7 separate regions of the Mus musculus genome follow, and regions 2, 3, 4, 5, 6 and 7 are each linked to region 1. The links are chromatin loops, found by intact Hi-C in ENCODE. Cell type or tissue: heart. All regions are shown on one strand. Region 1 has its middle 17 kb from the start of Gm26761. Region 2 overlaps Gm52815 (a long non-coding RNA gene). Region 3 overlaps Klf3 (Kruppel-like factor 3 (basic)). Region 4 has its middle 16 kb from the start of Gm3716. Region 5 overlaps Gm3716 (predicted gene 3716). Region 6 has its middle 23 kb from the start of Gm3716. Region 7 overlaps Gm43837 (a long non-coding RNA gene).

Evidence for each region. Hi-C counts contacts between places; a loop is a spot of excess contacts. Peaks named below come from ENCODE experiments on the same cell type or tissue, not always from the same donor. Only the 100,000 strongest peaks of a DNase experiment are listed, where the experiment ranks them.
Region 2: a loop joins it to region 1, with 3 times the contacts of the local background. A loop is called at or near these places in 3 of 42 quality-filtered maps.
Region 3: it touches region 1 in a loop (7-fold over the local background); 6 of 42 quality-filtered maps call a loop at or near these places.
Region 4: it touches region 1 in a loop (1.8-fold over the local background); 3 of 42 quality-filtered maps call a loop at or near these places.
Region 5: it touches region 1 in a loop (4-fold over the local background); 3 of 42 quality-filtered maps call a loop at or near these places.
Region 6: it touches region 1 in a loop (2.0-fold over the local background); 4 of 42 quality-filtered maps call a loop at or near these places.
Region 7: it touches region 1 in a loop (3-fold over the local background); 6 of 42 quality-filtered maps call a loop at or near these places.

The regions. Positions count from the first base shown.
Region 1 is chr5:64,679,938-64,683,937 of GRCm38, reverse strand. No RefSeq gene overlaps it. Among named protein-coding and RNA genes, the nearest start is that of Gm26761, 17 kb to the left of the region's middle. In heart, a CTCF peak has its summit at 1,638 (motif pointing right); DNase peaks (open chromatin) are centred at 1,387 and 3,737; H3K27ac peaks cover 1,145 bases.
Region 2 is chr5:64,503,240-64,507,239 of GRCm38, reverse strand. Gm52815 (a long non-coding RNA gene) reads right to left here. Exons shown (of 3, transcript XR_003955927.1): 3 at 1,460-3,809. Among named protein-coding and RNA genes, the nearest start is that of Gm52815, 9.5 kb to the right of the region's middle. In heart, a CTCF peak has its summit at 1,812; DNase peaks (open chromatin) are centred at 859, 1,829 and 3,569; H3K4me3 peaks cover 1,517 bases; H3K27ac peaks cover 3,142 bases.
Region 3 is chr5:64,810,233-64,814,232 of GRCm38, reverse strand. All of the region lies in intron 1 of Klf3 (Kruppel-like factor 3 (basic)), which reads right to left. Among named protein-coding and RNA genes, the nearest start is that of Gm38457, 3.1 kb to the right of the region's middle. In heart, no CTCF peak of the experiment used is centred here; DNase peaks (open chromatin) are centred at 1,502, 1,952, 2,502, 3,092 and 1 weaker place; H3K4me3 peaks cover 2,518 bases; H3K27ac peaks cover 3,005 bases.
Region 4 is chr5:64,625,022-64,629,021 of GRCm38, reverse strand. No RefSeq gene overlaps it. Among named protein-coding and RNA genes, the nearest start is that of Gm3716, 16 kb to the right of the region's middle. In heart, no CTCF peak of the experiment used is centred here; a DNase peak (open chromatin) is centred at 2,471; H3K27ac peaks cover 544 bases.
Region 5 is chr5:64,597,878-64,601,877 of GRCm38, reverse strand. The region is part of intron 3 of Gm3716 (predicted gene 3716); the gene reads left to right. Among named protein-coding and RNA genes, the nearest start is that of Gm3716, 11 kb to the left of the region's middle. In heart, no CTCF peak of the experiment used is centred here; a DNase peak (open chromatin) is centred at 1,747; H3K4me3 peaks cover 997 bases; H3K27ac peaks cover 3,124 bases.
Region 6 is chr5:64,631,894-64,635,893 of GRCm38, reverse strand. No RefSeq gene overlaps it. Among named protein-coding and RNA genes, the nearest start is that of Gm3716, 23 kb to the right of the region's middle. In heart, no CTCF peak of the experiment used is centred here; a DNase peak (open chromatin) is centred at 1,703.
Region 7 is chr5:64,385,900-64,389,899 of GRCm38, reverse strand. It overlaps Gm43837 (a long non-coding RNA gene), which reads right to left. Exons shown (of 3, transcript XR_003955925.1): 3 at 25-171. Among named protein-coding and RNA genes, the nearest start is that of Gm43837, 9.9 kb to the right of the region's middle. In heart, a CTCF peak has its summit at 1,710; DNase peaks (open chromatin) are centred at 379 and 2,699; H3K27ac peaks cover 979 bases.

The DNA of each region.
Region 1 (4,000 bases):
TTATGAGGGCTTAGTCTTCTTAGTTTTCTGTGGGCGTGACAGAATAGCACAGGCCAAGCAACTTAGAAGTGAAATTTAGTTCTCAGGGTTTTTAGATTATTCAAGCAGTTGTGGAGAGACACAAAACAGAAAGAAAGGCTTGTGCTGACATTAGGTGGGACAACAGGGTACCTTTGTCATTCACACATGCGGATAGCCAAAATGCCTACAGAGGAGATGGGATGCAGCCCCTTGTTGAGATAGAAAAGACTTCTGTAGTCTGCACGAAAGGGAAGCTGGGAAGTGTAGTCTTTCAGTAGGAAACTATCTGCTGTGGCAGGGTGGAGACCAAGGCTAGAGGCTGCATCTGGAAAGGGCTTTCTTGTTGTATCAAGAGGAACATATACGAGTAGCTAGGATGCGGGGGCTGGGGGTGGGGCTCTTCCTCTTCTTATAAAGCCACTGGTCCCAGCACAGGGATCCTGCCTTATGGCTTCATCTAAGTCTGATCACTTCCCAAGAGACTTGTCCCCAGATATCACTACTATGTGGATTTCCAGGTTTTCAGCAGCATGAGCTTTGGGGGACACATTTAACTATGTATATGGTTTCCCTTGTAAAGACCTAGAATTAAAAACAAAAAACAAGTAAGACATAGGTTTTTTTATTTGCTTGTTGGTTCTTGGTTTTTTGAGGCAGGGTTGGTTTCTCTGTGTAACAAGCCCTGGCTGACCCAGATTCACTTTGTAAATCAGGACCATAGAGATCTGCCTGCCTCTGCCTCCTGAGTATTGGTATCAAAGACATGCAACACCAGTCCTGGCAAGATGTAGTTCTGAGTCTCAGGTCACACTGGCTATCTGGTAAGAAGGGCAAGTTACAAATACAAGATCCCCGGTAGGCACGATGGTGTGGTGTAAGCCCTTGGAGGCGTCACAGAAGACAGCCATGTGCCACATCCCCTGTTGCTGAGCCTGCATCACTGAGTACAGGGTCTGGGTGATGATCTGCCTCTCTGATGGTCTCCTGGCCTCCTGCTGAGTAGTGGTTCTCCTGTGCTAGATCTGTGGGTCCGTGGCCTTGTAAGGCTGAAGGACTCAGCCCAGCAGGACTTCCTGCTTGAGCTGCTCCACAGGCCATCTTGCTGCAGTTCTCTTTTACTCTTGGTCTGGAACCAGGAAGGGTAGCTGCTCCGTTTTCCTCCTCTGATAAAGCTGTTGATACCCATCCTGGCTCACTATGCAGCTGGGATGGGGCCAAGAAACCCATTAAGAGCTTCTAGTTGTCTTTAGGATAAAATCCAACCTTCCTCCAAGGCCGGCCCTAATCTTGATGGCTGTCTTCCCCGAACTGCCCCTACCATGGCTCTTTTGGACAGCTGCCAAACCCCATCCTGTGGTCTCTTCAGGTGCACCACCCACCCTTCAGGCTCTTCTCCAACCTTTGTACATTGTCTTCCTTGGGCCTAAAGTACTTTCCCTCCTAAGCTGTGCCTGCCAGATCTGTATCACGCTCCGGCCCTCGGCTTCTAGGTCATTTCCTTAGGCAAGTCCCTGCTGACCTCGGAGATAAGGTGGCTTCTAGATGACCCAGGACCTATCTCAGTCCCCATCAAATGTCAGAGAGAATGTTGTTCCCTTTCTTCCTGTCTGCTGTAACCTGCAGAGGGAGGGCACAGACCGCATCAGTTTGGCAGGCTTGGGGACAGCCTTTTGGGCCGATGAGCCGGATCGCCAACATGTGCAGGAAGGTGGGCTCAATGTCTAGTTCAGTGTTTCTGTCTAGAAAATGCTTATGTTTTGGACAAGGAACCCCCCACATAGCTTCATTCTGTACTGGGCCTCAGATATTATGCAGCTGATAAGTGGACTGGGAAATGAATTAGTGTACATAACATATTGTTTATATTCTATTTATACACGCATTAGTTCTTGTAGTATATTGAATCAAAAGGTGGGTCAGAAAGATCACCCGTTGAGTAAAGAAGCTGACAAGTGAGTTTGTTTGTTTGTTTGTTTACTTGAGAGGAAGGGTGTCTTCAGGCTGTCTTGGAAGTCTCTGTGGCACGGGCTGACCTTGACTTCACAGTGATCCACAAGCTTCTGTTTCCCATGTGCTGGGATTACAAGTGTGAGCCACCACAGCAATCTGGAGATGACCTGAGTTTGAGTCCACAGAGTGAGAGGAGAGAACGGACTCCCACAAACTGTCCTCTGACCTCCACACATGTTCCACAGAACCCACATGCCCCCCCCAACACACATACCAAATAAACATAAGTGTAAAATAAATAAATAAAAACAAGGCAATCTTTGAAAGAATTGTGTGCTGTCTGTTCTGTGAGATAGGTTTTCATTAAAAATTGCATTTTATGTGACCATAACCAAGTGTGTATCTGGAATGGTTTACTTAGTCTTAGCTCTCACTGAGAGTGTAAGTTGGGAATGAGGGGTGCCCAATCCTAGCCCTTGGGGAGTGGATGCAAGAAAGCTAGAAGGTTGAAGCAGGGGGATCACAAGTTGGAAGCTAACCCAGGTTACATAACAAGATCTTGTCTAAAACAAAACAAACAAAGCAACCACCACCGCTGTAAAAACCACACGGTCTGGGTGGCTACGACCCAACCAGCGTATTTCTCACATTCTGAGATGCTCAGGAAGAGCCAGGCATCGGTTGGGCTGATGATGTCAGCCTCCTCCTCACAGGTGGGACATTCTCCCTGGGTCTTTTCCTGGTGGGAGAGATGGCAGTGCCTCCTTTGGGCTTCATTTAGAAGGCTGTACTATCATGATTCAATCACTCCTAATACTGTAACCTCTGGGATCAGGATTTCAGTCTGTGTATTTGGGGGGTCATGGAGGACAGATGCACTCAGTCTATACAAGGGAGTCTTTTTTTTAAAAGGATCTTTGAGTTATCACCATCATGTCTAGTAGGGCAATGGCTGTCTTTAGCATCTATTTGTTTATTTATTTAGTATTTATTTATTTATGTACTTATTTTTATGTGTATGGGTCCTTTGCCTGCATGTTTGTCTTTATGACACATGCATGCTTGGTACCTGCTGAGACCAGAAGAGGTTGCCACACCTCCTGGAACTGGAGTTGCAGACATTTGTGAGCTGCCATGTGTGGGTGCTGGGAATCGAACCCAGATCCTCTGAAAGAGTCTCAAGTTCTCTTAACTATTGAATGGGTCCTCTCTTCAGCTCCCTGTCTTTACCATCTTTGGTCACATGGAGAAGGCAGTTTATTTTAGGGAGGAAGGGTCAACTGTGGATTCTAATGCAGTGGGTCCCAGAGCCTCTAGAACATGTGACAGGCTCATTTTCGTTCTCACTACTGTGCATCAGGAAGGGCCAGAACAAGGTCTGGCTGGCCTGATCTCTTCTCTGCAACTTCCCCGATTCCAGACTGGCTTCCCCGGTTCTAAAGCAGGCGTGGGAAAGGTTTCACACCACCTCCCACCTGTCTTTCCAGGAACTCAATTCTGCCAAGAAAGCCACTCCACTGAGGGACGAGTGGGGATGGGGGTGGGGTGGAGGTGGGGGAAGAATGTGGAAGCCACGCCCAGAGCCCCTAAGCTCACCGTTCTTTTATCTCTGTGTGTGACTGTCTTTGTCCTTGTAATAGCTCCTTCTCCTTGCCCACCACTCTCTCTTCATTTCTCTACTTAAGGCCTGGCCATCTTTAAGGAAGCTGAACTCTGCCTTCCCGGAGCTCCGTCACCCCCGCACCCTGCGTCCTGCACGGTCAGCGCTATCCACCCTGTGCATTCTCACAGTGGCCGACTTCCTGTGTCCTGGTGGCTGGGCGAGTATCATCTACTTCCTTGTTTGTTTTTCTGGGATTTTAGAGTTCTCCACGGGCCTGGCTTTGCCTCTTCAGTATCAAGAACATCTGGGACATGGTATATTAATAAGCGCCTGTAGAAGCGGTGGATGCTTAAGAGAACGAAGCTCTCTTTCCAAACAGTCTTTTCGGAATTAGGACGCTCCTTGGGTTTCACTGACTGCCCTGCA
Region 2 (4,000 bases), 180 kb after region 1:
GGGCCACCATTTATCCATTTCTTTCTCTCTTCTCTTTTCTTTATTTCTGTCTTCTTCCTCCTCCTCTTCCTCCTCCTCCTCTTTCTTTTTCTCCTTTCTTACTCTTTGTTGAGACAGGTTTTTTTTTTTCTATGTAGCATTGGCTATCCTGGAACTTGCACTGGAGACCAGACTGGCCTTGAACTCACAGAGATCCAACCTTCCTCTGCCTTTAGAGTGCTGAGATTAAAGGAGCATGTTACCACTGCCTGGCCGTTTGTCCACTTCTATCTGGCTACCCCCATTACTTCTTTGCATTTGTTTGTTTGTTTGGTTTGGTTTTTTTGCATAGGGTTTCACTATGTAATACAACGTGGTGAATGACCAGAATCTTGATGGATCTTGGTGAATTCTTTGATGAATCTCCAAGAAATTCACGGGCTCTGCCATAATTCACGGGCTCTGCCATGTGAGTAGCACCTACAGGTGCCTGAGACCCAAGCCTGTACCATTGGAGAAGCCAGAACTAGCGCAGCTTCCAAGCCTTGAGGTGGTCTCAGGAAGTCAACGGGAGAAGTCCTGTGCTGCTTGCACTCAGGGTGGCCCTTTGTCCTGCTTGCTGAGTTCTCCTTTCTCAACAGAAGCCAGCAGCCAAGCCTGGCTCCTTCATGAGATTTTTTTTTCCTCCCTTGGATGCAGCAGAGACCTCTTTCTACAAGTCCCAGAACTGTTTTCCCGGCTTTACAAACGAGGAAGCATGAATCTCTGTAGAGAAGCCTGCAGCCACTGGTTCTAAATGTTGAAGGAGAAAAATGAATGTATTCTTAGCCTGGACCTGCTAAGGACAGACCATGCACTGACACTTCCTGCCGGGTGCACCTTTCCTCCTCTTGCACACATGCTCCCCCTGCTGCCGGAAGCTGGAAGTGCGCCCGTGGGTGGGGCTGCGAGGACCACCTTAGCCCATGTTAATGCCCGCGTCAAAAAATTCCAAAGGAGTGACCAAAGACGAAATCATAGTCTTAAGATTCTTCCAAAGGTTCCGAATAAAGCTTTTCTTTTTCCATATCAGACATAGGCTTTGTAATAAAGGATGAATGTACACCTCCGTACCCTTCCTTAAAGGGTTAAATGAACGCAAGGACTTCAGGGTTAGAGTCGGTCACAGTTCCAGGATTTGATGAGCCTCGGCTTCTTTACCTGTACTTTGAACACAGTGACATTGTGCATCTCACAGCATAATTGTGGAACACATCCATGAATAGGAGTGTGCTAAATGTTATAACATAAACAAAATTACTGTGTGCTGTCTCTTCTAACATCCTCTTTCCCTCTCCTGCCTCCCCCTCCTTTCCCTCTCCTTTCCTCTTCTTTCTATCCCAGCTCCTCTTTCTCTCCCATTTTTAAAAACATATTTAAGTGGACATTATTTTGAAGCAGCTTAACCCTCCCACACCCCAAAAGGAAGGAAGGCAAAGAAAGTTCAGCCACAAACCGGAAGTAACAGAAAAAAAAAAAAAAGCCAACCCGTATCTCTGGCAAAACAGTAAAAAAGTGAAAGAAAGAAAGGAAGAAAGAAAAAATAAAGCAGTTTTAGGCTTTCGGGAGATCAAGTTCTATTTAGCTAACATGGGTTGCCAGCCTGGCTTGACCCCCTAAGTAGGGGGTTTTAGAGATGACTGGATAATTCTTGACCTCCGTTTGACCTCATAAATAGGAATTCTCATTCGGCATTGTAGGAGCTCTGGAGCTAGTAGGTTCCTGCCTTTTTAAATGTAGGTCTCTCCTCCTTTTCGCCGGTGGCAGTGGGCGGGCATGGGCTCGCGGCAGGGAGGGGCCGCCACGCCTGCGCCCTCCTGGGAGCCGCCCTGCCCTGCTGCTGCTGCTGCTCCTGCGGGCAGCTCAGGGCCCCGCTGGCTCCCTCCCTTCCTCTAGCAGCTCTGCCACGTGGTAGATTGGCTACTTCTGGGAATGTGAGAAAGCACTCCAATGAGGGCCATACCAAGAACTTTACAGCTCTATAAATTGTGTTAAACTTTCCTTACAAGCGTCTGTTTAGAGGAGACGAACCCTTAGATATTCTCTATAGCACAAGAAAACAGGGGCGACGGGACCAATCAGGACAGTGCTGGCTGTTGTGCTTGCTTAGTTCTTGAAAATGTTATAGCATTCTTTTGTCTTTTCCTTCTTGGGGGGTGGGGGGTGGGGGAGCGGTTTAAGGTAAGGAGGGGAGGGTCTAAAAAAGATGCGGGTGAACATCACCTCACCAGCTTTCATGGAAGTTTCTGCCCTAGGACTGAGGAAGAAGACAGCAGCCTTTCTGGCCCTGAACTTCTCCAAGTAAAGTGCTTGGGGAAAGGGGACCTATGTCTCTCTTTAGAGTAGCCCAAGTATATGGTACAGTGACATGGAATCAAATAAACGCATTCTTAAGGTTGGATCTTGCCACGACTTAGGCTGTGTGTTTTGAAACCGCTTAGCCAATGACCTCCCACTGTGCATGTGCAATGGAAACCTCTGTGTGTGTGTGTGTGTGTGTGTGTGTGTGTGTGTGTGTGTGTGTGTGTGTTGACCATGCGCCTGTCAACAGGAGAAGTCAGCCTGTGGTATTGATGGGAAGAGTGAAGAGGGCAAGGCCACAGAGCTGGTTTCCTGGGAAGGCCAGCCTAGGTCAAGGTCTGAATGCCGTATTCGGTACCAGTGATGATGGGTCTGCCAGCAATCCTTCATGGTAAATTAAACAACTGGCATTTGAAAACATAAGTCAAAATAAACATTTAACCTATTTATTATGTATTTATTTTACAAATTACACTGGGTGTGTTTCCAATGCAAAAACACACACACACACACACACACACACACACACACACACTCGGGTACCCTCTTAAGTAGAGAGCACATTTTAAATTAAAATTTTATTTTAATAGGTCATTTATTTCTACAATTCAAAAGTCAAATTTTAGAACACACTGTACCTGAAAGGTCTTGCCTAAACCTCCCTCACATCATCTGATTTCTTCAGGTTCTTTTTTTCCTTCATCGATAACCATTTTTTTAAATGTTACTTGTTTATGAAATTCTTGTAGATTCAGAGCCTGACCGTAAGTTGAGTCGCACACGGTTATGTTTTGAATTGGGTCTCTTTAAGTGGTATCTGGCTGGCCTAAACAACCTGCCTCTTGCCGGGGACCCCCAGGGACCACCGAGGACCCAGGAGATGGGCTACAAGAAAGAGAACCTGAGAGTTGAAGCTGCTATAGGGGAATAGGGTGACTCCATATGTTCTTCAAGAATCCAGCCAGACGAGGCTGGTTCGTCGAGTGAGTCCTGGGATTCTTGCCTGCTACTGATGGGAGTTGCTGGCTAGCTTCACAGGGAAAAGCTGTCTCAGGGGAGCTGCAAGGAAGCCCGGGACAGGTACAGGTCAGATCACACAGATCCAGCCCTCCCACAGCTTAAGGGTTTGCTCGGAAGAAAGAACCCCATACAGAGCTGGACTCTCCAGAGGTTCTCCAGCTTGAACAAGGCCGATCAGCTGGCAGGCAGGGGTAGGCTGCAGAATCAGCTTTTTGTCTTGTTTGGACTTCTGCCAGGTCTGTTGCAACAAAGTGCAGCCAAGGGCAGAAGTTTCCCATTTTGGGGGTGATAGATGCTGGAAAGCTGAGAGTCTGTGCACGTCTGAGGCTTGAGAGTGATGATCTGTTCCAGAACTTTCTCCTTGCCTTGTACTTACTTGTCTGATTTCTGTGTCTTCACCCTTTTGTGTTTGTCTGGATTCCCAAGGCCCTGGACTAGGATCTACCCTAAGTGCTTCATTTTAACTTCACCTTTGTAAAAAGAAAACACAAAAGCACCACTTATGAACAAAGCTACATTCTTGAAACATTGTTCAAAAATTACTTATAAACAAAGCTACATTCTTGAAACATTGTTCAAAAATTTATAGAAACATCTTGCATGGAAGTGAGGATACTATTGTGGTTTGAGTGTGCCTCCCCCTCCCCCCCCCCCAATTTCA
Region 3 (4,000 bases), 130 kb before region 1:
GAAAACGGAGCACACCAACACACATCGGATTGCCTGTGCAAAAACAACAGCAGCAATTCTTCTGTACCAACTACCCTGGCCATTGCTTTGGGCTTTATGGTTTCTGGTGAGGAACCAGGGAAGAGGGGTACAACTCTTGGCAGAATAGCTGGCCTAGCACCACAAGGCCCTGCCTGGGTTCAATCCCTCCTACTTGAATTAAAGTTAATATTTAAATCAGGATAGAATGAGAAGAGAACTACCACTGTGCCTTCCACGTAACTAACACGTAAGCTAAGACCTGTAAGAACTGGGATCTTTAAACTTGGTTTGCAGTCGCTGTTATCCAGGGACAGTGCTCTGCAGTTATCGTTATCCTTTTTTTAAAGCTCGTTTTTCTTCTTTTAAAACAGAGTCTCACTATATAGCCTCGGCTGACCTAGAGCTCTACCTGCCTTCCAAGTGTTGGATTGCCAGGTGCATACTACCACATCTCCTTCATTTTTCAAAAGGGATTCTGAAACCAAAGACGCAAGTCTTTTACTTACCACCCTAGCAGCAATTCTAAAGAGAACCAGTAGGTGGCGCACGAAAACAGGCTTTGGAGCCTTAAGACGCTGGCAGAAGATTGGCGTTGTACGCCAGCCTTGGGGTCTTTAAAACCTTGTGGGTTTTAACCAAGCTGAGGAATCTTACTAACCACTTTATGTAGGCATTGCAGAAATGAGAAAGCCTCGAATGTGGTTGTTTCTTTACATCTTAGTTCTGTTTAGCTAAACACTCTCAATCTGAATTAGGCAATGCCAGGGGGAAAAAAAAACGGCACGGGGGGGCAAAACTTGTTTTGTTTTGTTTTTTTTTTTTTTTTTTTTTAGAAGTTACTGAGGTGCTTTAAAAAACCAACAATATAGGAAAAACCAGTTTTCCCCCAAATAATTTCCCATAATGGGGACAACTGGGTTATTTTGTGGGGAAGGGCTAGTCAAACCGAATTTTCATTGAAAAGTGATGTGCCTTCGGGAGCCCTCCCCTCTTCTACTTTTGACTGCAGATTATCAAACCAAGGGTCAGGTTTCTGTCAGCATGTAACTGTAGAAGTATATATTAGAAGCCTGGAGAATCATTTAGGCGACTTCTAGAAATGATACAGCTCTTACAGTCTGTGAGGCTCCCGGTACAACTACTTCCTAAGGGAGGCAATGAATGGAGGTGGAGGCTAACTAGAGCCAAGAGTTCTGTTTGCTGAGGACAAAGCAAGACTTGCCTGACATTCCCTCTCCTCTCTTCAGGCCTGACCCTAAGGCTTGCCCCAATTACCTGCTCCCTTCAAAGGGGAACCTCAGCCAGGTGTCCAGAGAACAGACTACTTAGACAACCCAACAAGCAACAATCGCCAGCACCTTCTTCACGCTCCCAAGCGAATTTTCAAAAGAGGAAGTAAGTATGTTGCTAGTCCCCACCCTCACTCTCCAAAGGAACTGACAGGGTAAAGATCTGAGCTCGCTGTGGATCTTGGCCAGGAGGGCAAGCGCCGTCCCTGGAGCTGAACTTCCTTTGTCGAGAACCCTTTCTTTACATTTCCTTAGCAAACTTTCTGAGCGCTCCCTGTGACCGGTACTACAGGAAGTACCATGCAATGGCCTGACCAGAAACGCAGAGGGGCAGGCACCCTAAGCCAGGCTTGCTTAGCGGGGCTGGCACCTACCTTGGAAGGGTGCCCACTTTTCACACCACCCAAGGACTCACCCACCTCACTCTTCCACTGTTGACCTGAACAGAATTCCACCGGATATTTCCGAATCTGTGCCTCTCATCAATTATTTCTGCATTAACGTGTTTTGTAAAAGGGAGAGGTTCATTGCTTGGCTTCAGATGGGATGCAATGACCCAGGGAGCCGGCGATCCGCCCTCCCCTCTCCGTGAACAAGCCACCCAATTTTACTTTTCTGCCTCCACCCATCGGCTCCACCCCATGGAGAGTTGCCAGGGCGAGTCCAACTTGTCCAAACAGGACATAGCTTCAGATAAGATTCTGCCCACACCCAGTACTTCGGAAAGACCAAGTGAAGCAATTGATTTTACATGTAAATAAGGACAGGTGGAGAGGCAGGGACGGGGCAGACTCTCTCCAGCTTTCCAACCCCCCCCCCCCAAACCCTCCCCCGAGAGCGCCGGTAGGGCTGCGGAGACCCAAATGTATATTACTCTCCAGGCCGGCTCTGACGTTCAAGGGCACCTGGTTGGTACTTGGGTTACACATTTGTTTTTCCTCCTTTATGCTCGCTGACAATTCTGTGTTTCAGTTTTAAGGGCAAGCCACCCAAGATCAATTGAAAAATACCCACAATGTCTTAGTCCTGCTGTGTACACAGCTCCAAAGGCCTCGCCTAAGCCCTCCCGGTTCTCCTCGGTGAGGCCTTACATAATCAAATCCAGAAAGGCTGCGTGAGGCCACGGGGCCTCTCATCTGCCTGGCTCACTAGGTGCCCTCCCTATCACTGGAGACCCACCTCACTCCACCCTGCTGGGCCTCCACCCATGGGGCCCCACCCTGCAGGGAGTGGGAAGGCTGGGAGGGACCCGACTGGCTCCAAGCTGAAGCCAGTTCCTGGAAATTCCACCCTGAACCAAGGATGGCTGGAACCTTAAAAATAACCAGAAAGAACTGTCAGGGTGGTGTAGTTCCCAGTGCATGAAGTCTCTCTAAACTTTACCTCAGAGGACTGCACCTTCCATACAAAACTGTGCGGGGGGGGGGGGGGGGGAGGTGCCCTCCCCTTCCAGAGTAAACACAAACCAGAAAGCACTTGCAACCTTGGCTGGGCAACATGGCTCCAGTCCAGCCCAAGCCTCCTCCTCCTCCCTCCAGTCCCTGTTCTAAGAGGTTGCCCCTCCTTAACTCCCATTTGCCTTATTTTCTCGTCTTTCACCATGGAAACCTAAGGTCATCTGTGAAGTCTGCCCCACCCCTTTTCTCTCCATTTCCACCACAGCCTCTGGGACCAGATCCTCAGGTCTCCCGCTGAAGGGGATGGGGGGTGGGGTGCGGGGGAGGGGGGAGTGGGGGAGAAGTAACGCAGGCCAACCCCTTTGCCAGCAGTCCCTTCCTCATCTGGTCCCTCCTCCAAGGGAGCCTGGGACTGCCAGCGTAGGGTGGTTAGCTGCTTGTGCCAGTCACCAGCTTCCTAAACAGCCCAGGCTCCCCAAGGGGCCCTGACTCCCCCTCCCCAGCGCCAAGCTTTTGTTCGTTTCTGGCCCCGATGCTGGGCAACAGTGTGGTATGCCCCCTCCCCTTCCGGCTTATCTAAATCCTCCTAATTCTTCAAAGACCTGCTCAAGGCTCTCCCCACCCTACAGTGGCCAGCAGACTGCTCCCCACTCCATCCAGGTTGGCCTCTTACCTCGACAAGCTAGAAGGATGTGTCTTCTACCCCTACCAATAGGGTCCAGGCAGGTCCCTTCCCTGACACCTTATAGAAGGCTCAGAAGGGATACTGAAAACAAAGTAGTTTCTGTGCTAGGCCCAGGGGAAGTAACAACAAGACAAGCAACCCCTCCCCACCAATAATAATAATTAATTACAAGTGACCAAGCCTTGAGAAGGACTTCTGCAGCTGAAATGTTCCTCAACAGGTTCCAAGGAGGAGGAAGGGCCCAGCCCTATAGGAAATTAGTGATCAAAACTTCCTTTTAAAAGTTACTGCCCCAACCTTAGCCTGGCCTAGATAGGAGTCTTTCCCACCATCATCCTAAAACAACTTTTCCCCCCTTACCCACTCATGGAGGTCTTTTAAATAAGCCCAGTAGCAAGGGCTTTGAAGCTCTACAAGAGAATGGTAAGCGGGTAGGGGACAGAGAGAATGAATGGTAAGAGGGTAGGGGACAGGAGCCAGCTGTGGTTGATAGTTTTTCTTGTTTTCTATCGATGGTACTTCTGCCTGGTGAGGGGGCACGTGCTGGTATTCCCTGTTCCTAGGAGGGATAAGCAGGACTGCTACAACTCCGTTACTACCCTGGGCTA
Region 4 (4,000 bases), 55 kb after region 1:
TAAAATTCTGATTTATTCATTTTCTCAGGGGACAAGGCTGTGCACGTCACAGCCTATGTGCAGATGTCAGGGGACATCTTTTGGGTGTTCCTTTCACTGTAAGGGTTCAGGGATCAAACTCAGGCAGCAGGCTTACTCTGCTAAGTCATCTCACCGGTCCCTGTTGCTGGAAACTGAAAAGGAAAGAGACCCTAGAGAACAAGGCTCATAGTGTCCCAGAGAGTGGAGCAGTTTCACAGAAAGACATCAGAACCTGAAACCATCTCTGTGACCTCCGCAGGAGAATAAAAACCAACACCCCTGCCTCATCTCTTCCTGCGATATCTGGCAGACAGGATTAATAAGAGAAAGAATATTTCCTTGGAATTTCACTCTAAGGGATCCTTCATAATTAAGTGGTGAGCCATTAATTAAAAATCTAATCAAAATAAGCTTTTACTGTACTCCTCCGAGGGAGCAGGTTTTCTGAGAACAAAGAGCTATGAAAACTCTGAGTTGCATATATAAAAATAGATAAATAAGTAAGTAGGTAATTCTCCCAATTTTCCAAATAGTTGGTGAATCTCTGAGCAGGGTCTTGCTGGTCAGGTCAGGTCCAGGTTTCCTTTGCCGAGTCCCTATGCAGAGATGGACTTCACAAAGGGCTAATGGTTCCCAGGCCCCTTCCTTTACATAGGCTCCTCCAGGGCCAAGGAAAGGGACCCCAAGATGTGTTGGCACTTGTCTCATGCAGGTCTGTTCAATACATTTATGAAGTTCTATTGGTGAGATCGTTTTATACCCTTCTTGCTTTAACGGTTTCCTTTGAAAGTCAAGTCAACACACTTAGATTTCCCCTGTGAATGCATCTCAAAGAAGGGTCTGGGATGGAAGATGAAGGCCAGCTAGAGCCATGTCACAGCCAAGAAGACATGGTGACAGTGTCCATGAGAATATGGACTGGGCAGAAAAACTGCAATGAAGCCAGGATAACTTGCTAGCAAATAGCACTGGATTGGCCTGGGCAACAAAGGCCTAGGGAGAATGTTTAAGTTGATTAAGAATTCAATTCTTGTTGATGTTTTGCTGTTAGCATAACATGGTGGTTTCACTAGGGCATCTCCTTGCCCTCTTCCCTATGATGCCCTCTTCCCTATGATGCACCCAGGAGTCTCTTTCTGGTCCCCTTTACCTTCCCAAATAGCACCCTACTTCTGCTTTCATGTCTCATGTATTCCATTACCGAAGGCTGGGGCTTAACTCAGGGTTCTTGGAGGCCTTTAGGGACTATGTGGGCACCTTAAAATTATCAATATATGCAAACTCTCTGTGTGTTTGTTTTCCAGCCTGAGGAATTCTACCCACAGAGCTCAAAACCCCTGGACATGATAAATGGTGGAATATGTAGACATCCCCTAGTCTACGAGGGGTGTCGCAATTCATAAGGAAGTGTGGCCTTCTTGATTGTCCTTCACCATCTCCAGTTTTCGTCCCCATCACCAGGCATGTCCCCTTAGTGTAGGAGTGGTTAGGAGGGGACGTGGAAGTCACCCAGGAGGGAAAACAGCACTCAGGTGGTCTCCTAGGTTCCCTCTATTTTCGGGTTGTTAGGTCCACATACAGCTCAATCCAACTTAAAGGATGGAGAGTAGTCAAGGACAGAAAGACTGACAGAAAGATGTTCCCTAGCATCCTCTGGGGATCTATCCCTGGGCGAGTTAAATTCACTGAGGAGCTTGGCCAAGTCTCTGACATATTGTGATTTTTTTTCTCCTATTCATAAAAACTAGAACCAAAGACTGAAAGCATGGTGGCAAAGAGTTCTTTTATTTATTACATTAATTTTCTTGTATGTGTGTGCAAGTATGTATTATGTACGTAAGTATGTATGTATGCTTGTATGTATGTATGTACATGTGTGCATACACCTATGGAGTATCTTCATTATGTAGCTTCCTCTGACAATCCACCTCTTTTCGCCTCCTCACACCTCCACAGCAGATTCTTTCCCAAAGAAACCAACGAATTCTTTCAGAAGAAACTTGGGTTCTTGCTATCGAGGAAGAACTTACTGCTGTTTCTGGTGTTTTTAAGGAAAGGTTGAAAAACAGTAGATAGGGGGCTCAGGAAGGAAAGAACTCTGACTACTCAGGAGCTAGAAGAGAGCTAAGCTACTCAACAGCCCTTGCAGAGATGGAACTGGAGCGGTCTTATACCCTGCGGGTGGCTGTCGAAGGTCCAGAGCCACGGCAAAGCCAGATTGAGAAGTGGACTGGGAAGAGAGACCCTTGGACTCCGCAGAAGGAGCAGGGAGTTCAACAGAGGGGTCAGGGTGTGGCATGGGATCAGAACCAGGTGCCTGCTGTGGTTTCCTCTGACACACCCTCCTGAGCCAGGTGCAGCCACTTCTCTGCCAGCACCTGCAGGACCTGGGCTGGCTGAGCCAAGACCGGGTCCCACCCCAGCGGGAGGTTTGCGAGGCGCTTCTTGCCAGAGGCAAGCGTTGGCTCCCAATCAAGCTCTTCTCTGTACTTCCCTTCCTGGTCTGCGCCCAGCCTGTACAGCCGCTCTGTGAGCCACCCCCACCTCCAGCTGCCTGCTCTCTTTACCTCAATCCAACCCAGACCTAACCTATTGCCTACAGACTCCAACGCTTCTTCCTCCAGGATGAGAGCTAGGGAGGATCTTGAGTTTCAACTCAAAAAGCATAGGGACAAAGCCGTGACACAGGCGACTAGGAGAATGGTTCTTTTTTTGCAATCTCATTCAAAATCCAAGAAGATAAAGAGTTGGGTGGGGGAGCCACTGGGTTCTTCAATCTTAACCACTCTTAGTCCCAGAAAAGGGAACTAAAAAGAATAGGGGTCTGCTAGGGTTCTGAGGGCACCTATCCCAAAGGCGCGCTTGCCCCAGTGATGTAAGTTTCTGATAGCGAGACTTCTCTCTCCCTGGCACTGGGAGTGTGTGCTAAATCCGGGCAAGGGTTAACCACTTCAGGAGATTAGATCAAGGTTGGGTTTAACTTTTACACAAGACGCTGGAGGGCATGTCTTAACTGTTGAGGTGCATTGTGAATTTAGAGTTTGGGTGTGGAAGCTCAGCCTCCTTGTTTTATAATCTACACAGGTGTGCAGGGGACTTCAAAGCCAGTGCCAGAAGGAGGTCGTTGGTGGTGGGGGGAGGGTTGGGGTGGGGATGGGGGCGTACAAGCAATAGCAATCCCACAGAGCAGCTGCTAATTCAGCTTTTGCCAGCCTGGCTTTGCCATTGATTTTGAAATCCCAGCATCTTTCTATAAGAGCCCTTCTCACTGAAGAAAATGGGGACTTTCCCATCCAACTGTGTGGTTTCAGATCTGAAAACCCTTCGCTAAAAGTGACTCTAGTAGAATGTTTGCCTAGGCAAATTCAGCAGGATATTAGGTTAGGTCACAGAGCCCACCACACTGGGTAATTCTGGGCCTGGCATGGCATCTTGTGGTAACACTAGCCATCAGCTGGAATTTCATAATGGAGAATATATGGAGCGTGTGGTCGGGTTAGCCTTGCTTCCATCCTGCAAACTCAATTACATTAGTGACTATGGCGTCCCCTTTTATGAGAGAGTGATGCTCTCTAATTGATCAATGTTCAGTAGGGCAAACACTTGGAGTTGTATTTTTTCCCCTCAATGTTATTGGGGTTGATAACTATTACCATACTGGGGGCAAACCCCTCCTTCCAAATGCTGCTGTGGAATTTTATTGAAAGCTGAGGGGGTGTTTATGCAGTTACCCTCTGGCTTCTTTTCCTCTTTAGTATTTTCAATGATTTGTGGCCCATGAATCACCGAAAATAAAGTTTTAAAACCCCCCAGAAACCAGTGGAAACACTTAGCACATTTCACACTAATTATACCCACCCCACTCCAGATCCCAAATGTTCATTGCTCTCAATTTGTCTACTTTTTTTCATTCGTTGACAATTTGGAAAGGTCCAGATTCAACTGCCTGTTCTGAGGGTAGGGTAACTGAAAGTCACTT
Region 5 (4,000 bases), 82 kb after region 1:
CAAGCCAGAAGTGGTGGGCTTGAGAGCAAACTTCTCCCTCCAGAGCTGCGGCAGGACAGGGTTGACCTTGAAAGGTCAGGGGTCACCTGTGGCCGTCTGTCTGCACCCCACACTGCTGCACGCCAGTGGGGGCTGCACCCATGAGATGAAGGAGAACAGTTTGGCCATCTGGTCAGGGCTGCATCTTTCCCCTGCCTCCACACAAAGTGGTAGCTGACGTTGCTGCTTCCCATAACCCATGATGTTCACAGACGAAACTCAGAAGCCCCTGGTCACTCTCAGGCCTGTTCTTGTGATTGAGCCAGTTATCTCGAGGAACAAGAGGAGAGGCGTGCGTTTGTAGATAATCTCTTGTTTAGGGTGAGGCTTATTGTCTAGATTAATGTGTAGAGTCGGTTGGTACCGTTGACATTTTCACTGACAGATCTTACTTGTTAAGAGCTTAAGGGTGTGTGTGTGTATGATGTGTAGCTAAGTGATAGGAATGGAGAGAGAGTTCTAAAATACGCATAGATAGAAACCATACATGTTAAACATGAGTGTGTGATATGATCATATACACAAGGATACATATACTCCCATATAATATGTCTAGATTCAGAGTTCCAGGAAACTTAAGAATAAATGTGCTCTTCATTAAACCCCAGATTCCCATTTTAACTTCTATTTTTTTCCCAGAGATTTATTTATCTCTATTTTATGTGTGTATGTGTGCCTGCATGTATGTCTGTGCATGTGCAGAGTGCCCATGGATGCCAAAAGGCATAAGATGCCCTAGGACTGGAGTTAGATGGTTGTTAGTGTCAGTGTAGGTGCTGGGTACTGAGCCCAGGTTCTTCAGGAGAGCAGTCAGCAGCTCTCAACTGCTGAGCCGTCTCTCTTTTTATTTTAGAGGAGACCCATGTAGCTAAGCATATTACCAGCACTTGGGAGCAAGACTATGAGTTCAAGGACAGTCCAGGTTACACATGGAGTATAAAGCCGGGGGAGGGGGAGGGGAGACAGAGACAGAATGTGAATATGAGATGCATTACTTAGTTCTTAGTTGATTAGCTGAGACCATACTTACAGGCCTTTGTTTTTATTTTTAACCCTTTCCATGGACTTTTGCACACATATAACCATTCATTTGTGCAGGTTTTATCCAGCCAGTTTTTAAGAAAGACGTTTCGACCATATGGCTTTTAACTGTTCTTCCTCAAACTCTGTCTGGTATGCTGATATTCCCAGGGGGCTGGGTTTAGCTTATCCGTCCCCCTTCTTCTGAGCTGACACTGGGTGGTCCTCCAGCCGTGTCTGTCCTTGGGGTATCAGCAGCAGCTCTGGTTTGTGTATTTCACACATTCCCCTTCTCTACCCCAGTCCAGGAAGCGAGATCCCACCCTTGGCTTCCTTTAAAGCAGTTGATTATTTTTCCACAGAGATGGCATCCGTGCGTTATCTCACCTGGACATCAGATCTATGTCCAGATGGGCAAGCAACCTTTTATTTGTTATTATTTTAGATTTTTTCATCTTTAATTTATTAGATCTTAATTTTAGATCTTTAAGGATGTGATCTGCTACCTTAGCATCCCCCCACCCCCACCCCCGACCAGCTTGGGGAGCAGAAACCTTCACAGGCTTCACAATCGTCTGCTTCCTGCCTTGCTCACGAAGCCTGAGCAGCCGCCAATGAGGGTCTTAGACATTTGCTCCCTCGGTAGCTCAGCCCAGATGGTTTGTTTTCATTCAGCGTTTCTACTTCCGGTTTCTGATTCTTGGCCGTTACATCAGCAAGCAGCGCACCCGTAGAATCTGAGTGTATGTAGGGTTCTCGCTTTAGCATGTCTTCCAGCTGGCCCCTTTTGTGTTTCTTCTGTAGAGAACAGCTCTTTTTCTCTTGAGGAAAGGAAGGAAGATTTTGCAGTAAGAAGCTGGAAAAACTCCCCACCGAGTCCTGAGTAGCGGGGCCCTCTCTGAGTGCTGTGCCACTCAACCTGAAAGGCAAGGGCTGGTTGCCCCCAAAGGAAAGCTAGAGAAGAGAGAAACCCAGGCTTTTTAAAGGTTGATTTCTATTTCCTCTGCCCTGAACTGGAGGGCAGAAGACTGCAGTTTTCATCATAAATTAGACTTCATTTAATAAGTGCTCGCATGGATCTTAGCCTATGTACAAGACATGACTGCTTTGCAAGCTCCTCACGTTAATTCCATGTCAGAGTTACCTTCAAGAATAGTGCCAATCTCTGTATTTTACAGATGAGCAAACACCCATAGCTGAGTGACTCTGGACTCACACAGAGTCAATCAATCATATGACAGGAACGGAGTTGGGAGACCAGGTATATTATGTTGGTCAGACCCTATACCCTAGCTGCTATCTGCTACACTAGGGAGGGCAAATGGTCACCAATCTTTTATTTCCGTAAGGGACAGTCAGTGTCTCCAGAACAAACATCATATTTATTTTGTCTTTGTTCACAACAGATTTGATTTAAAAGAAAAAAAAAAAAAAAAAGGCCCACAAGAATCCACAAGGCCACATGCTGTGCTCCTGATCAGATGTCCCATGGGAGTCTTTCCTCTCTCAGGCAGGATCAGGTGGGCTGGCTTCATGGTTCAGGGCACGCTGGCAGTGTTTGTGTCACTTTGCAACTGTGTGATTCTTGTCATTCCCCTTTTAAGTGTGTCGTAAGCTTGGTGGCTTTTTGTTTTGTTTTGTTTTGTTTTTCATCTGTCTGCAAACCCCATTAATGCTTTGAGAGTCACACCCTTTTCAACCAAACATACTCAGATGCCGCACATAAGTTAGAAAGTGACCTTTACCCATGAAAAGGATTTTGAATCACAGGAAGTTCACTATCCTAGGCAAGGAAAAAAGACATTCATCTTTTTTTCCAATGTAAATCATTTCCTATGAAGTGCACTCTGACTCTAATGAAGTTCTTTAAGTGGGGACTAGGAAGATTCCAGAAAGATTAGAGAATCACATTTGTCCTGGTCTCCAATTTCCTCTGAAGAAGTCTGCAGGGTGGAGAGGCAGGTGGAGGTTGAGAGTCCTCAGAGGAAATGGCCAAGGGTGTTCTGGGTAGTTAGTTAGTACTGATTGGATGTCAGCATGGGCTGGACTCCTGGTAGCAAGGTTCCAGAGTTCGGACTGGGTTCCATTCGTGGACCTTGACATCAACGTAGAAAGAAATAGAAAACTAAAAATAGAAAACAAAACCTCACTGAGCAAGGCACAGAGTTAAAGCTGTATGGCTTTGTGAGACTCTTCTTTAAAGGTAAATGTATAAGTGACGTATGGACTGAGCTGAGATAAAATTTATTTCTCACCATGTATTATGTTCTAAAGCAGTGGTTCCCAACCATCCTAAGGCTAAAACCCTTTAATTAATAAATGAAATAAAAATAAATTAATAAAACACATGTTGTGGTGACCCCACAATCATAAAAATATTTTCATTGCTACTTCATAACTGTAATTTTGCTACTGTTATGAATCGTAATGTAAATACCTATGTTTTCTGATGGTCTTAGGTGACCTCTTTAAAAGGGTCATTTGACCCCCAAAGGAATCACAACCCACAGGTTAAGAACTGCCGTTTTAGAGAGTCTGTACAAAGCTACTCTACGAATAAACCTGCCACAGGCATACTCTCTCCCTTCTGAGAACTTAAACTGTAAAGCAAATGATCGTTCTGAAGACTCTAAAAAACATGTAGGGATTTTATCTATATGACCTGGAGAGTAGCAGAGAGGTTGTCTTTGTCAGGGTTTGTGCAGGATTCCTGGACAAACATCATGACCAAAAAGCACGTTTATGAAGGAAAGGATTTATCCAGCCTACACTTCCACATTGTTGTTCATCATCAAAGAAAGTCAGGACTGGAACTTAAGCAGGTCAGGAAGCAGAAGCTGATGCAGAGGCCATGGAGGAATGCTACTTACTGGCTTGCTCCCCGCTGGCTTGTTCAGCTTGCTTTCTTATAGAACCCAAGACTACCAGCCCAGGGATGGCA
Region 6 (4,000 bases), 48 kb after region 1:
ACTGATTCTACTACATGTTTGTGGGAAAACAAGGTTTGAGCTGATCTCATGCCAAACAAATGCCCAAATGAAAAATAAGACTTCATCGTTTTATAACCTGCCTTGTGGTAAATGTAAACTTTGTTCTAATGTAGCCAAGGACCTGGGGCCAAGTAGGGAAGCAGAGGGAGCAGGTGAGAGATTTTAGCAAACAGGCTTCCAAAGAGTGCCAAACCCCACAGATGGGACAGGAAGAACACCTGACTGAATGGGAGCCTGGTCTTACACAGAGTTTCTTTGTGTAGTTGTGAGTGTGTGTGTGTGTGTGTGTGTGTGTGTGTGTTCCTAGATCAAGACAGTCTGCTCTGCTTCTTGTATAAAACAGCCATTCTACTCTCAGTAAACATATCATTGCTAAACCAGGCAGTGGTGGCACATGCCTTTAATCCCAGCACTTGGAAGGCAGAGACAGGTGGATCTCTCAGTTTGAGGCCAGCTTGGTCTACAGAGTGAGTTTCAAGGACAAGTGGGGCTATACAAAGAAACCCTGTCTCAAAACAAAACAAAACAGAACAAAACACAGCAGTCCGTGGCTGCTTATGGGATGCTCCGCATCAAACCCAGAGTTTTGTGCATCTTGGGCAAATGCTGTACCAACCAAGTTAAATCTCCAGTATTTTTTGCATGTGCTTGCACATGTACTATGGCTCAATTCTCTCATGTGAGTCCCAGGCTGAATGGCAAACGCCTTAGCCTGCTGGACCATCTATCTGGCTGGCCCTTTTTCTACTTTAACCAATGTGTTTTGAAACGAAGCCTTTCAAGTGTTTCTCATGTGATCAGCGCTATGCTTGTCTCTTCATGGCTCAGGGTTCCTCTCTCACTGCCTGTTGCATGCGATTTTGAGAAGTATAAACTGTATTTTAGACAGAATATTCCATAAGCACTCATTTAATTGAGTAGATTGAAAGGGAAGTTCGTGACAGCTCTCTCTGTGCTCATTTCCTGCCAGTTGAACCTCTCAGCTACTGGTGGAGGGATAGTTTAGCTGCCAGCTCCACTCAAGAGATTGGCCTGCTTTTTGTGTTTCTTTCTTCTTTCTTTCTTTCTTTCTTTCTTTCTTTCTTTCTTTCTTTCTTTCTTTCTTTCTTTCTTTCTTTCTCTCTTTCTTCTCAGTCTGGAAGGTTCTTCTGATGCTCTGTGTATCCATCATTTTGTATTGACCTCTCATGCTATTTTCACATAATCAATTGGATGCACTGGATAATGGATAATATGCAAATTGAGGTCAGAGAAATATTTTGCTCAAGATCATCACAGCTAGGAAATGGCAGAGCATGGTTTTGGACCAGGTCTTTTTTAGGTCAAATCCATGTGGGTTACTAAACCCAGCAGGCACTAGAATGCTACAGTCCTGAAATTTTAACTACCAAAGAACGGGAAATGGGGTCTGAAACACATGTGTGTGAAACTTGTGTCACATGTATGTAATGATGCTTGTTTAAAATGTGAGGTAAAGGGAACAAAACCGTATCCGGCCTCCGGGGTCTGCCTGAATTGTATTGAGCAGTCAGCTGAGAGTTGAGATTCGGTGTAAGATGAGGTGTGTGTCTGTGTTATAGTCTCCTCTACTCAGATGTCGTTAGCTTCATGCTTATTGGTTCTCTTATCTTCTTTCTCAAGGAATCATCACAGCCCATCTGGAAGATCCATCAGTTCTAACGGGGCTGGGCCTGCCTCCAGGATGTGGGAGATTGGCTCCAGAGCTGACACAGGGCTGCTTCCCCCCCCCCCGCCCCCCCAGGATGGAGCTCTGGAGGGAAATTCTGAATTGTTTTCTTTTGGGGACAGTCAGGTGGGGGTGGGGAGAGGAAGATTGGGCCATTTATCTTCTATAGACATTGCCGAGATCCCAGCACTGGGGAGCCACATCACCCAAATCTCCAATTATGAACACCACAGTATTGTTTTTCCTTTAGCATCCAGATGTTGGAAGCTAGAAGATACCTTTGAAATCAGTGCTGCCTTGCTTTTGTCAAGGTTTTAGTTAGCACTAACACGCTATAAGATTCTGGCTGTATTTATGTCTAAACGCCTTCTGAAATATCCTATCATCTGGAGGCATGTCATATACATTAGTACGCTTGGATCCTCACTGTGAATAACCTGACTATCAAACTATTAATAAGCATAAAGTGTGGCCACCCAGCACACCTGGGACCTCCTCCACTGCCTATCCAGATAGCTTCCCGAGAGAGTAGAGTATAAGCATCCTCTACTATGCATTTTTCCAACAATCTTCTGAGCTCGCTTTAGGGTACCTGAAGTTCTACTGCAGGGGATGATGGTGGTGGTCGTCGTGTACTGGTTTTAACTAATAAAATGTGCTGATTTTTGTGTTTTTGAATTTATTTCTTTTAGATTTATGTATTGTGTTAGTGTGTGTGTGTGTGTGTGTGTGTGTGTGTGTGTGTGTATGAGAGAGAGGGAGAGGGAGAGAGAGAGAGAGAGAGAGAGAGAGAGAGAGAGAGAGAGATCAGAGGACAGCTTGATGAAGTGGAGTCTCTCTTCCTACAGTGTGCATCTGGGCATCAAACACAAGTACTTTTACTCTCTGGCCCCTAGCGAAAATCTTGACACGAAAATCCAATTGTACTCTCCTTGTTTGCGCTACCTTATAACTCAGATACCTTCGCATGGCTGGCTTATAGTTTGTAGGACCATGGTGAAAGTACAGGCCTCTTTGCTAAGACACATGAAGCTGGCCCTGCCTTCAGCGGTGACCGAGGCTTCTTAGACTGTTCTTACAGCACTGTCCCCATCTTAATGTCCCTGGACTGGGCCACATCCAGGAAGTAGGCTTTAGCTCTCGATGAGCTCTTAGTGGTGCTATTGGCTTATCATATTGCTAGAGTCATGGTGGTGGCCAAGTGACTGTATTGTGCTTCCAATGGTGACCACATGCTTGGCTGAGGCGGCTTAAGAGAGGAGCAGCTGATTTTGGCTCACAGTTCCAGGTGTACAGTCTATCAGAGTGGAGAAGAGGCATGGTGAAGCCATAGGCTTCAAGATCAGCCTTCCTATGATCTGCTTCCATGAGTGAGCCCCACCCACCCACCCACCCACTTTGGTTCTATAACTTCCCCAAGAGTGGCATCAGCTGGAGACCAAGTGTTCAAATACAAGAGGCTGTGGGGCACAGTTCACAGTCAGACTACACTGAAGCCGCACATGTTTTAAACAGCGCAGACTTAATTCGTAGAAAATAGTTGAATCAATTGTGTGGTAGTCTACCCCAATGACTTTCCAAATGACTAAAAACTAACATTTATTTTATTTTGATTATATGAAAGTGCTTGAAGAAGGAGAATGTTGGTGGGCAATGGCCTTGGCTCTGAGATCCTCTGCAAAGGCTAGAGGTAGTTTTAGGCAGGGAAACACATTTTCCCAACAAAGCCCCAGGGAAACACAAGCATCGGTCCAAGGAAAACATCATCTGCCAACATGGGATTTGGAAAGGGCGTGGCCTCATGAAGGAGGTTCCTGTGGGCAGGGTGCAGACCCAGCCAATAGTTGAGGCCAGAACCCAAGTCACAGGGTGAACTGGACAGGGAAGATTGCAGGCAGGCTGCTGAGACTTGCCCGAAACCAGCTATCTGACTCGGCCAGGATGGAGAATTGTGAGGGTCTCAGGAAAGCAGGGCAGGACCTGGGTGGGGTCAGACTCTCCGGAGAAACTCTGCAGAGCCTGCAGTTCACACTAACATTCTGCATGGTGGGACAGTGCATCGGGTATAGTCCCTAGCACTTGACCTGTAGGAAGGAATTCCCAAATGGGAGCATGTAGCTCATTCGGGGCATGTCAAGACAGATGACTAGTTCCACCCCAAGAGTTTTGATTCAGAAACTTGCTACTCCTTTCTGCTTTCTTCTAAAGCCCAGCCAAGGCTTTCTCTTGGGATGGGGAGTGAGGGGTGGTAGTAGAGGTTGGGGGTGGGAGGTCTGGACTTCTGGCAGGACA
Region 7 (4,000 bases), 290 kb after region 1:
CAGCCTTCATTGGCTCACCTCCGCACGATCCTTCCATCTTTGACCTTGCCCTTTCCAGTGTCTGGCACAGTGCCTAGGCTGTGGTAGTTGCTCAGAAAGGGCTCCCTTCTTTCCTCTCTCCAGCTCCGGGGCATCCTTCATGTTGACATGGGGACAGAATTGGAGTTGAGGCTGATAGGACAATAGGAGATGAGGAGGGAGGGTAAATAATGCATAGCACTGAACCCTCCCCCCCCCCCCACACCCTGGACCAAATACCAGCCTCACAATGCTGATCTTGGCAGGGGGCCCACCATCTACCAGACCCCCCCACCCCCGCAGGCCTCTGGGGTATGGCTAATTAAAGACACGCTTACTCATTTCATTCCCAAGTCACTATTTAAGGAAATAGAACCATGCCATTCCTCTAAGGCCTCTGACCTTAGATACTAGAGGCAAACAATGCCGGGGCTTGTCCAAGTGGCCATAAATGCAGAGCTGTTCAAAGAGCAATTGAGGGCCAGAAAGGGAGGACAGCACAGGCCACACAGCTGGGCCAGCTGCTGGATGGTCCCCTCCTTCCATTCTCCCCACTCTCTCCTCTTCCCCATCCCCTGCAGAAGCTAGTGGCAACCCTCCCACCCTGACACCCCCTCCCTACCACCTCCTCACAGTTAGCTCCTGGTTTTCTGAGCTCATTCAGACTCCTAGCTGACTCAGAGAAGCCTTAGTGATCTCCATGGATTTCAAGCAGGAGCAACTTGCAGCCTCTGGGATTTTTCAGGGTTTTTTGAGACTAAAGAAAAACATGGCTTTTGTATCTGTGTGTCGTGTATGTGCACATGTATGTTCATGTGTACATGTCTATCTATGCATGTAGGCAGAAGTCAGATAAGGACACCTGGGATCTTGTCCCATTACTCTCCTTTTTATTCCTCCTAGACAGGGTCTCTGAACCTGTGTCTGGACTGATGTATTGAGGATTGGTTCTAATGCTTTGATTTAATCAGGAATCTGTGTGTCCAAATGCTGAAGGACCTTGTCCCCAATTGGTTTTTGATTGATCAATAAAGATGCTAGCAGTCAATGGTTGGGCAAAAGGAGATGGACCGGGACACTTAGATTTGCGAGGGCTTGGGATAGAGAAGTGGAGACAGAGGATTGCCTGAGATGGCTTGAGATGAGTTGAGAGATGGCTCAGATTTAGAGCTGTGGCAGAGAGAGCCTCTGAGCAGTGTAAGAATTCTGGTAAGTGGCCACTGCCCACTTCCCTATTGGGCCTGGGGTAGCAGGCAAAGGCTTAGCACTGCCTAACCTTTGAGCTAATCACAGCATTTCAAAAACAAGCTAGTGTGTGTGTATCTTTCATTCGCCAATGAAAGAGTCCCTTGGTGGGTGACTGGAAGTGTGTGACCGGCCGGGAGCACAAAGTGGAATGGTATGTCTCTGCTTCTCCACCAGCCCCCTTCTCAGCATTGGGGTTAGAGGTGCACATAGAGCCATGCCTGGCTTTTTATGTGCATCATGGGATCCAATTCTGGTCTTTTAACGCTCTTGCTTATGGAGTCATGTGTTCAGTCCCCAAACACAAACTTTAATCAACACACTCTTGGCTGGGATCTGCCTATGTCAGATGTGGTATTGAGAAGGGAAGGGCAGAGAATGCAAAGCTTTCGATAGACTGTAGTGATCACTCAATAAAGGGCCTCCAGAGACTGCTCTCTGCTTCCTGCAGATGGAGCCTCTTGAGAACTTCCTCTGACAGCCATGAGCTCTGCAACTCCCTCCCTGCTGTGATGAGCTGAAACCTCTGAACCCGAGAACCAACATAAACTCTCCTCCACCATCTCTCTCCTCCACCATCTCTCTCCTCCACCATCTCTCTCCTCTACCATTTCTGTTGGAGATAGTGGTCAGAGTGATATTCAAGTAACAAACACAGAAAACAGATAGCAGAGAAGTAGGGTGACTTCTATGAACACCCCAAAGTCATCCTGCTTAGACTTTGGCAGATGATTTGTGGAAGGAATTTGGAAGTTTGGGGCAGTGGACTGGAGAAGCCCTGACATGCTGTGAATGTAATGGATGATTCTGGTCCAAATGTAGAAGACCCAGAATGCTGACAGAAACACGGATGGCAAAGGACAGGCTCAGAGGCTCCAGACAAGGACAGGGATTGTATAGGGAATTAGATCTCAAGTCATTTCTATTATATCTCCAGAAGGAATTTGTCTGTATTCTTTAAGGTCTTTAAATTTTGAAGTGAAGCTGGGTTTTTCTGTTGTTTTGTTTCCAAGGCAGGGTTTGTCTGTGTAGCCCCCACTGTTCTGGAACTCACTTTGCAGGTCAGGTTGGCCTCGAACTCAGAGATCTGCCTGCCTCTGCCTCCTGAGTGCTGGGACTAAAGGTGTGCACCACCAATCCAGCTTTGAAGCTGGTTTTTAAAAGAGTGAGCCAATTTATTTGGTTGAAAAAATTCCAAGTCTTCACAGCATTCAGGCTGGTACAGGGCCATTTTTGGCTGCTTTTAGTCAGGAAACTCCGAGCAGGAAAATTTGGGAAAACATGCAGTTTGAGAGAGAAAAACAAAAAACACAAAACACAAACTTACCTAAAGTTGGAGGTAAAACCAGTATAGACAAAGCAGCTAATCTGTTAAACAGATTAGCATCCTTCAAGAAGCTGCTTGCAGCACTAGGAAATGGGAGTGGAAGTGAGACCCCGCCCTGCTCTACGGTGTGAAAGTACAGACTCATTGAAAGAATTTCCTTTGTAAGAGAGAATGAAAAACATGCCTTCCTAAACAGGGTCTTCCAGAACTGATACACATGTACACACAGAGACTGTAACAATACAAACAAGACCTGCATAGTTACAAATCAGACAAGAGCCCAGGATGGAGAAAGGGAAGTGGAGGAGTCCACTCCTGACCAATCCTAACCATCAAACTAGTTGCAAACAAAACTCCTGGGAACGGGAAAATCCGTGTTCTTCAATGGAGAGATGCACAGATGTATCAACCTCACTCCAGGGTAGACTCCATGCCCAGGAGTAGTCGACTAACACAAAGTAGACTCTGTGCTTGATTGTATGTGAGTTGCATTATTTTATTTGGTATTTTTTTCTTACTGGTTTTCCTTTCTTTTCCTGTCTTTTCTTTTCTTTTTTGGTTTGTTTGTCTGTTTTGATTTTCTCTTTCATTTTTCTTTTTCTTATGAGAGAAAAGACGTGAAGCTGTGTAGAGTAGGGAGATGGGGAGGAGATGGGAGAAGTTGGGGGAAAGGAAAATGTATGATCGAAATGTATGGATAAAAACAATTTTAAAGAAAGTTTTAAAGCCCTCCTAGAAAAGCACTGACTAGAAGTATTTTCTTTGGTACAACAAAGTGGGCTCTCAGAAGCTGCGTATGCCTAGGGGCTATGTGTGTCTGACACTGTACAAGTGTGTGTGCACTCAGGGCTGCGTGTGCCTGATGCTGCCTGAGAAACTACAGGATTTAATGGTCATCATGCCAGGTTTCAGTCTTGCTTTGATCCTATCTTTTTTTGCTGCCCTCTTGTTTCTTTTAGAATGGCAGCATTCAGCCTATGTCCTCTTATACGCCATTTCAGTTTTGATTGAATGGCTCACAGCCCGGAGTTTTCTCTTGGGCCTCAGAAGAGACACTGGACTCTGGAACAACGTTGAGACTATTAAGACTACAGGAATTCTTAAAATTAGACACGATGCAGCTCTAGTCACGAGATGCCCACGAGCCTTTGGGTCCAGTGGTAGAATATTGCGGCTTGACTCTGAAGTGCCCCCACAGGCTCAGGCTTTGAGAGCTCATTCCCCATGTGGTGGTTCTATCCTGGGAGGCTGTGGAATGGGAAGTGGAGCTTTGCTAGCGGAAGGAGGTCATTTAAGTCAGACCTCAGAAGATAGCCCAGCCTCTAGCCCTGGCCCACTGTGACGTGAAGGGTCTTCCATCACATGCTCCGGCTGCGGTGGGCTCTCACATGTCTGCCCCACTCTGAAACC